Linked DNA regions of Mus musculus: region 1 is linked to region 2. The links are chromatin contacts, found by POLR2A ChIA-PET in ENCODE. All regions are on one chromosome and are shown on one strand. Each heading gives the region's core, a stretch centred on a gene start or an enhancer-like site at or near the end of the contact. The rest is flanking DNA. Distances are from core to core; before and after follow the strand shown.

What was found. ChIA-PET counts read pairs that join two places held with the same protein, here RNA polymerase II (POLR2A).
Region 1: POLR2A ChIA-PET joins it to region 2 with 12 read pairs in embryonic stem cell. The contact joins the promoter of Pawr here to the promoter of Ppp1r12a in region 2. POLR2A ChIA-PET finds 5 or more read pairs at or near these places in 4 of 5 experiments (Patski and embryonic stem cell).

The regions. Positions count from the first base shown.
Region 1 is chr10:108,329,757-108,333,974 of GRCm38, reverse strand. Pawr (PRKC, apoptosis, WT1, regulator) reads right to left here and starts at 1,786. Exons shown (of 7, transcript NM_054056.2): 1 at 1,727-1,786; 2 at 664-1,287. The coding sequence starts at 1,158. It overlaps Gm40755, which reads left to right and starts at 972. Exons shown (of 2, transcript XM_017314170.2): 1 at 972-4,218. The coding sequence starts at 1,242. The coding sequence ends at 2,198.
Region 2 is chr10:108,160,681-108,164,992 of GRCm38, reverse strand. It overlaps Ppp1r12a (protein phosphatase 1, regulatory subunit 12A), which reads right to left and starts at 2,895. Exons shown (of 25, transcript NM_001368736.1): 1 at 2,357-2,895. The coding sequence starts at 2,593.

The DNA of each region.
Region 1 (4,218 bases), core at 537-3,036, 170 kb before region 2:
TTCCCGATTGTTCAAGACCACAATTAGTTGCTGAGACTCCAGAACTTAGTTGCTACAGCATCTCTGCTGTCCAAAATACCGCTGGGGCGACTTTAACACGGGTTTACTGCGAGATAACGCTTAGCTATTGCTAAGGCTACGCTTTCTTTAAAGGTGCCTTTGCTTGTAAACACTGCTAGGGAAGTGGAGATAAAACAACCTGATAGCCCGAGATGGACACGTGGGAAATCAGAAGACGTCATCACCTCCACGAATCGATTTCCCTAACACTTGATCTCTCTCTCTCTCTCTCTCTCTCTCTCTCTCTCTCTCTCTCTCTCTCTCTCACACACACACACACACACACACACACACACACACACACAGACTCAGAGACAGACAGACAGACAGACAGACAGACAGAAGTCTAGGCTGCCAAATCCTGGGGAATACCAACTGTCTATCATTCTAAAGCAATAATCCGGTTCCAGGGGCGGAAAAAAGAGCACGTGTCCAACTTTTCTGGGTCGGGGTAACTTCCCAGCAATCATTTACTCCAAGTAAAACTCCATCCCCGCTGCAGAGAGTGGAAGGGAACTCCGGGCCCCGGACCGAGGGAGCTCCCTGGTGGAAGACTCGGGAGGCGGCCCCGAGCCCCGCACCGGCCCGCCCCGCCCGGCTCACCTCCGCCGCGGGGATGTTGACCACGCCGGTGGAGCGGCGCTTCTCCCGCAGCTTCCTCTTCTCGATCTGCCCCTTGCCTTTCCTGGCGCTGGGTCCCGAGCTGCGGCCCTTCTCCCGGGCGCTATCCGGCTCCTCCTCATCGCCCCGGGACCCAGGCGCTCCCGAGGCCGCAGCGGCGCTAGGGCACTCGTCCTCCGCCCGCCGGGAGCCGGGAGCCGCGCGGGGCAGCGTGGACGAGCCGTGAGCGCAGTTCAGGGCGCCGGGCGCGGGGGCGGCAGGTGCGGCCGCGCCCGCGGGGCCGTGGTTGAGCTCCGAGGTTCCCGCGACCGCGGTCGGGGTCAGCGATCCCGCGGGGGACTTGGCGGCTGGATCCCCGCCGCTCGACCCCGGGCCCGCGGGGTTCTGCTTGGCGCGCATCTTCTCGCGCTTCGCCTTCCACTCCTCCAGGAAGTCCGTGGTGGTGCTGCCGCCGCTCCGGTAGCCGCCGGTCGCCATGTTCCCAGAGGGGCCGGCGGGGGCGCCCCTCACGCCGCGACTCCTGTCTCCCGCCGGCGCCGCCGCCTGCCCGGGAAGCGAGAATGCGCTGGGGACTGCGCGGGGTGAGCGCGCTGCCGGACCGACGCTCTGCAAGGAAGCACACGGGGCGGGGGAGGGGGCGCGGCGTCAGGTCCCGGGGTGGCCGCGAGACAGCGATCGCCGCGCCCTCGGCGTGGCCGCGCGTCCCAGCCGCCAAGTTCGCAGGACGTACCTCTGCGGTGCACCCCGAGAAATCCGACCCCGGGGAAGGAAGAGAGAGGAAGAGATGGGCCCCACCCTCGCCGCCCTCCCCGTCGCACCCAGGTCCCCGACCCCGCACCGGGACACCCGCGCCGCTGCCACCTGTGTGCACAGCTCCCCGGGACTCCCATTCCGCTCGCGCGGGCCTGAGCTCCGCGCCGCAGACGCCTCCATTCCGAGACGGGACGCGGAGAGCCACCAGCCGGCTGGAACCGGGGGGGACGTGTCCAGCGGAGAGGAGACCCGTGCGCGAGTCCCGTGCGGGTGGCCCGGAAGAGCCCCTTACCTCCGAGAAGTTTTTAGGTGGGACAAGGAGCGTGGCGGGGATGAGGGTTGTCCAGGTGAGCCGGAGCGTCCGGGACGCGCACGACCAGCCCCGGCAAACTCGCCGGCCTGAGCTGGGGGCAGTCCCTGGCTGGAGGGAGGGAGCGAGCGAGGGGCGGAGGGGGGCGGGAACCGAGCGGGGCCGAAGCGGGGCGGAAAGGGCCGAGTCCCTGCGGCCCGAAAGGGGGCGGAGAAGTACCGCCGAAGCCCCGCCCTCCGCGCTCAGGTGCGCGGCGCCCCGCCCCTCCCGCCGCCCTGACTCCTCCCTCCCGGGAATCGCACTCAGAGCGGACACCTCCTACCCAGGCTCGCAACTTCACTGCGGGCTGCCTTCCAGCTCCGCAGATTCTAGGGCGGGATCGGCCGATCCACGCCCCTCTCTCTCCTCACTCCTCTTCCCCGCCCCTCGGGTCTCCCACCACTCTTCCTTTTAAGTACAAGACCGTATTATTCTAGGGAAAGTTGTGACTTGCCGGAGGAAAAGTGCTACCAGCTAGGGGATGATTCAGGACCTGGCTCGCCAGGGTGGGGAAATACCCACATGGTCCCTTTCCCTCGCCGCCCTTCCCTCCCTCTTTCTAGACGCCAGGGGGGTGGCAGGTAGGAGACTGAGAAACCCAGCAAGCCCCTTCAAAAGCAGCGAGTGTCGTGATTTAAAAAAAAAAAAAAAGTTAGCTAAAAGGAGATGCTAAAATGATCGATGAATTATCAAGAGTTTTTTATTCTTTCAAGATCTTGTTGGCAACCCATGCGGTCTTCACGCTGTCTCTACACCGCTTATAGGCAGATTTAGCAGCAAATCTCCCCACCATCGACCTAAAGCTGGAGAGTCTCTGACTTTCCATCTTTTCTATGCCCAGGCATGAGTCAGTCCATCCTCACCTGCGATCAGAGCTAAGGGGACTTATCTCTCACATCTGTGCAATGTCAGAGTGCATCATTTTCAGGAGCTATGAAACCGTGTTTCCCAAACAGTAAGAGTCCGGAGGCACATAGGCTGACCGAACGATTCATCGTCGTTTTGCTCAGGTGACACAATGTAGGTAAGGAGGCAGCAGGTAACACGCCACAGCAATGGGCACAGGCTATAGTGACTCACAGTCTTGCATTTCTCAGAAGCAATTCTGGTCTTTGGTCTGCCTGTTGGGCTGGACATACGATTAACTTGGAGAAGGCTTAGAAAGTTGCTTGGTAAAAGGCCTCTCCCCGCACCCCACCCAAGAAGGATTAAAAAAAAAAAACAAAACAAAAAAACCAGGCTGACTGCGAGCCTAGCTGGTACCAACTTAGGTGTGCTGTGTTGGTTTCTCGGGCTTGTTTTCTGAGGCAAGCTGGAGCCTGGCTATATAGGTTCACATTCCTGAGTTAGTTACCTGAGAATGCTCACTTGGAAGGATTAAACACAGCGCTGGAAAGAGGACAGGCTCAGCCTGGATACGCATATGTAAATTACCACAGGGATCTTTAATGTATGTTTAAATTCTCTGAATTCAGTCGCTTTCTTTACTATGAAATACAGTACCTCGTTTTTAAAAGCTGTTTTAAGAGTCGACTCTGATTGTGGTGTGCTTGATTCAAGGACTACTTCTGATAATAAGATTTCAAACAATCATAGGTTTCTGTCTGGGAAGTGGAAGAAAGGAGAAAAAGACAAGGTAAGGAATATGTATTAACTTGAAAGCAATACACCTTGAATGAACAAGGGTAACACTTATAAATACAAATTTATCTCTTAATCGTCTCTGAGTCAGGAGTGCTGGCTTGCTTGGCTTTGGGTAAGTTGCTTAACTTCTGTGCCTCTGTTTACCTGCATATAAAATGGGCTAATGATACCTCCGTCGTCAGAGCACTGTGAAAGCGCCTCAGGTCCTTAGATAAAAGGTAAGAGGTGGGAACCAGAGCAGTTGCTAGTCTATAAAGTCCCCAGGGAAGAGTGGATGAAAGAGATTATTAAGGTACAAAGCACTCCATTTTGTTATTGTTATCGCTTATTATACCCTTTGTCTTGGCTTTGGCATTCTCCATATTCCCAAAGATGTATTGCACAACCAGGCTTCTTCCAACATTATAGCAGAGTGTTTAGCTGAGTCAACCGTCAACGGCCAGATGTTTGCATATCATCTTTACGTGCAGACTCCACCGGGTGAAATAACCCTCTAAGGCTGGGAGCTGGGTTTCTCCACATATTGACATTTGGGGCTGGGTGGATCCTGGTTCTGCAGTTTGCTTCATTCATTGTAGTAGGGCTTAGCACACTGCCTTGGACTTTGGCCTTCCAGATGCCAGAAGCATCCTCCACCCACTCTGTGGCATCGCCAAAAGCTCCCAGCCAACAGTAAAACCCTCTTAGTTGGCCCTAACACCACTCATTTTAATGAACTACTAGTACCTAGTAAGAGAGGAGAATATGATAATGCTAACAAAAGATGCAAGATCTTATTTGAAAGTGTCAAA
Region 2 (4,312 bases), core at 1,646-4,145:
GCTGCGTTTTAAAAATCAGTTACTTAACATAGATTGGTGTTTTGCCTGCATGTATGTTTTTGAGGGTATTGGATCCTCTGCAACTGGAGTTACAGGACAGTTGTGAGCTGCCATGTGGGTACTGGGAATTGAACTTAGGACCTCTCCAAGGACAGCCACTGCTCTTGACCACTAAGCAATCTCTCCAGCCCCACAATGCTTCATCTTTTAGGGACTTTGGCTTCTTTGATTTAAGGAACGTGCTCCACACCAACTGCAAATAAAAATGCTTTATACAAATGGCATAAACTTAGAAACATCTCCTGTCAACTCAAACAAAATATGCAGTCATAGAGACTATACCTACATTCACTAAACCACTGAATTCAGTTAATCAAGAAGATATCATTAAGTCTGGCTTCTTTAAATAAGTAAAAACTGTTAAACACAAGCCTTTAAAAGCCAATTTCTTGTCTTTTCAACTATCTAAACTAGTACTGCAACATTAAAAAAAAATGTTAGACATTGTCTTCTTCCTCTAAGCCAGTACAATTCTCCAAAGGGAATAAACTTCACACTTCTACTTAGTTTTAGAAAACATGCTGATATAAACCACTATCCAATTATTCTGACATATAGTTAAGTGTGTCTCAGAACCAATTTCTCATTTAAACTTGCCAAGGACATGTGAAAAAAGAAGATTATTTTTTTAATGTTATATGATAAAAATTTTTAATGCTGAAGGTGATTTCCTTCTCAAAACCATGTTTCCAGATCTAGATTTATAATGTGCCTTAAGCTGTAAGCAAATGAACTTTGCATTACATTAGAGAACCACCCTATATTTTCCTTTGGTGCCATTCTAAATTCCAGATCTGTCCTGCAGATTGTCAGGCACTTCAGCCCTTCCAGTCAGCTTTGTAAACAAAGGCTACGCCAAGCTTGATATGTGAATTTGATTAAATAAAACTTTAAATGGTCATCACTTATTAAAGCAGGAAACAATAAAAGGAAAATGCCTCCATACCATGTCTTTTTAAAAGGTATAAAGTTAACAGGCACAAAATAATAAAGTTTAGGTACAAAGTGCGGAGCCTTAGGTTTCAACCTCTGTTTTTAACCACACTATTATTCAAAATAGAGCTATGCTCTCCCACACAACCAAGAGGAGTCTGAGGGGAGCGGGAAAATTCTTTTTCACTGTAAATTTCCTAGTAATTCCAAGTTTCTTAATATGAAAATAGAAAGAATCTGTCGTGGCATCTATTACCAGCACTTTAAACTTGCTTTTCAAGCAGAACTCTAAGGGTTCTGTTGCTTTTGGCTTGTTAAAGGCAAAGCAACATTATCTCTGGATTGCCAATAGTTTCTCCTTATTTGGCTAACATTGAGAGATCCCAATCGGACTACTATAAAACTTTAACATGCACAAAGCATCCATTTTGAGAAAAGGTTGTGATTAGCTTTGGTTTTTTTTTTTTCTCTCCCCCTCCCCACCACCACCACCAAAAAATAAAAAAATAATAATAATAAAGTTTGGCAACTGTCTTTGAGGAGTACACAGTGTTTATTCCCATCTTCCCTAGCCCCGGTGTGCACTCCAGGAGCCAGGACTCAGGGATCTGTGACTGCGACCAACTTCGAGTACAGGAACCCATAGACTCCAGTTACGAGGTGGGCAAGCCCACTCGGGAAGACTTCCCTTATCAGATTCACTACCAATCCCCTCTCTTTCAGCCACTCCGGATTAGCTAATTACACCCCGTTTCCCCCTCCCCAGTGACCAAGAGTAATAAAGGAGAAAACAGGAAATCGTTCGCTCGGGGCACCCGGCTTTAAGGGTTCGGGCTTTAAGGGTTCGGGATCACTAATATCATCATCCTCATTTGTAATCAAGTCCTAAAAATGTACACCAACACCAATGCCCACCTCCAGGCCAGTGGGCTCCATCTGCCCCAAGAGTCCCTGTTAGTGGATTTTTTTTTTTCAACAACCCTCCCCGCCCCACGGTCTATCACTGACACCGGGCCTCGGCACAACCCATTACTCTCCGGCTCGGCTTGACCCAGACTACCAGACCCAGACACATGTCCACAAATGGCCCTGGAGGCCCCCAAGAGGACCACAGTCCATTCTGCCCCGCGCCCAGGAACATCGGCCGGGTCCCCCCCCAAACTGCACAGGCTGCGGGCGAGCGGCTCTGGAGGGGGGCCCGGAGCCCCGCGCCCCAGCCAGCCTCCCGCGACGGAGCCGCCCCCTCACCCGCAAGCAGGGAGTCTCCCGCCACCCCCCGGCCTCAGCCCCGGCCCCGGGCGCGAGCACCACAGCGGGCCCCGGGGTTCCGGGGTCCGGATGAGGGGACGCCGGGCACACAGACCTGGTGCAGGGCGGTGAGTCCGTCCACATTGGCGTAATTGATGTCGGCGCCGCGGTGCAGCAGCTTGAGGACCTCGTCCGTGTCGCCGCTGGAGCAGGCGGCGAGGAAGACGGCGCCATCGTCGAACTTCACCTTGGTCTTCTGGCGCTTCACCACGGGCGGCTCGAGGTCCGTCTCGGAGCCGATCCAGCGCTTCAGCTGCTCGTTCCGCTTCTGCTTCGCGTCCGCCATCTTCATCCCCTCTCCAGCCGCCGGCTCCTCTTATCGCGAGCTGGGGCGGGGGGGAAGGGGGCGGCGGCGGCGAGGGGACGCCGCCGGGGGGAGTATGCGACCGCGTCGGCGACAGAAAGAGAGAGAGAGAGAGAGAGAGGGGCCGGAGCGGAGCGGAGCCGCGAGCCGGGGAGGAGACGCTCGAGACTTCCAGTATCCCACAGAGCACTGGGGCGAGCCCGGCCGAGCGGGCCTCTCTTCCTACCACAGACGCCCTCCCGCCCCCGGCACGGCCGCCCGCCCGTCAGTCCGTCAGCCGCGGCCCGGCTGAGCGTAACTTCGCGAGATCGCGGCCGGGGAGGCGCCCTGCGGCCCAGTGCGCATGCGCGCTCCCGCCTCGGCCTGGGCCTCGGCTTCGGCCCGGCCCAGGAAGAGCTCGGGGGCCGAGCGCTGGCGGGGGCGCTACCGGAGGGAAGCGGGTGTGGCTCTGGCAGCCGGGGGCTGGGCCGCTCCTGGAAGGGAGGAGGCCGGGAAGGAAGGTTGTCTCGTCCGGCGGGACCGAGAGCTCTAGAGGCAGCCGGGTCGGGCGGCGAGGCGGGACCGGGCTGACCTGCCTGCCTCCTCCCGGGCTCGGCGGGCCGCGCGAGGCGTCTGCCCGGGGCGGAGGGTTTTCCTATTGGCTGCGTGATTTGAATGGAGAGGACACGGGTCGTGCATTAGGTGCTTGTGGGGGTTGCTCTTCCCGAGGAACTCGGGGGGAAACCCGGGCGATCCTGATGAGAGCGTTTTAAAAGTGGGGTCGGAGTCGTCTCCACGGCCCCGGTGGCATTGACCGAGGTGATCGCCTACTGGCAGGGGATGGTGACCTGCGGTTAATTGCAGTGGCTTCCTGCAAACACCCACTGCAGAAATGTCTTTCCTCTTAGGCTTGCTCAGTATTGTTGTTTTGTTTTTCCCCCGTCTTTAAGCCTGTTTTGATTTCTTCTTCCTCCATCGCTTTTCGGCCTGGGTGGCACTGCCCATGAGGGCTAGTTCAGCCTTGTTAACTGCTCCTGACCTTTTAAGGGATTTACGGTTTCAGCTCCATTGCTTTCTATGGAGTAAAGACCCGGCTGCGTCTAGAATTCAAAAGGAATGTGGACGAAGGCAGTTACTTCGACTGATATTTATCCAGTACATGTCTAAAAAGTCGTGACTTCCTAGGCTCTGAAAATACAGTAAATACGATTTATTTGAGCCCATTTCTTAAATTCTTGTGTTGCAAAGAACATCATAAGGAGATTTTAGCTTTGCCTTTTCTAAACACTCTCCCGTCCCATACACTTTAGATCTATAATGTCATAAAACCCTACCACTGGTCCTTTTTGGGAATCCTGTAGACTGTGAACCCCCCCACCCCCAAAGAAAATAGTTGCCTTGCCCCTAACCGCCTCCCAGTGCTGGGAATACAGCAGTGAAAAGTTATTTTCTTACTCTTCAGCATGTTGCCTTTCTGGTAGATTAGAATAACTGAGTAAAATATGCTGGGGGAACCACCTTATAGAACTGAATATTCTGAATTTCAATGTTAGGAATAGTAATAAAATCCAAGCTAAGATAAAACTACTTCCTTGAAACACAAAACGAGTGTGCCACACATGAAATACATCTATATCTTCATAAAATGTATTGAGGATCATACCACTAGACCTCTGCACAACAATGAGAACAGTGGTGTTTGGTACTGAATCATCATCATCATCTTCT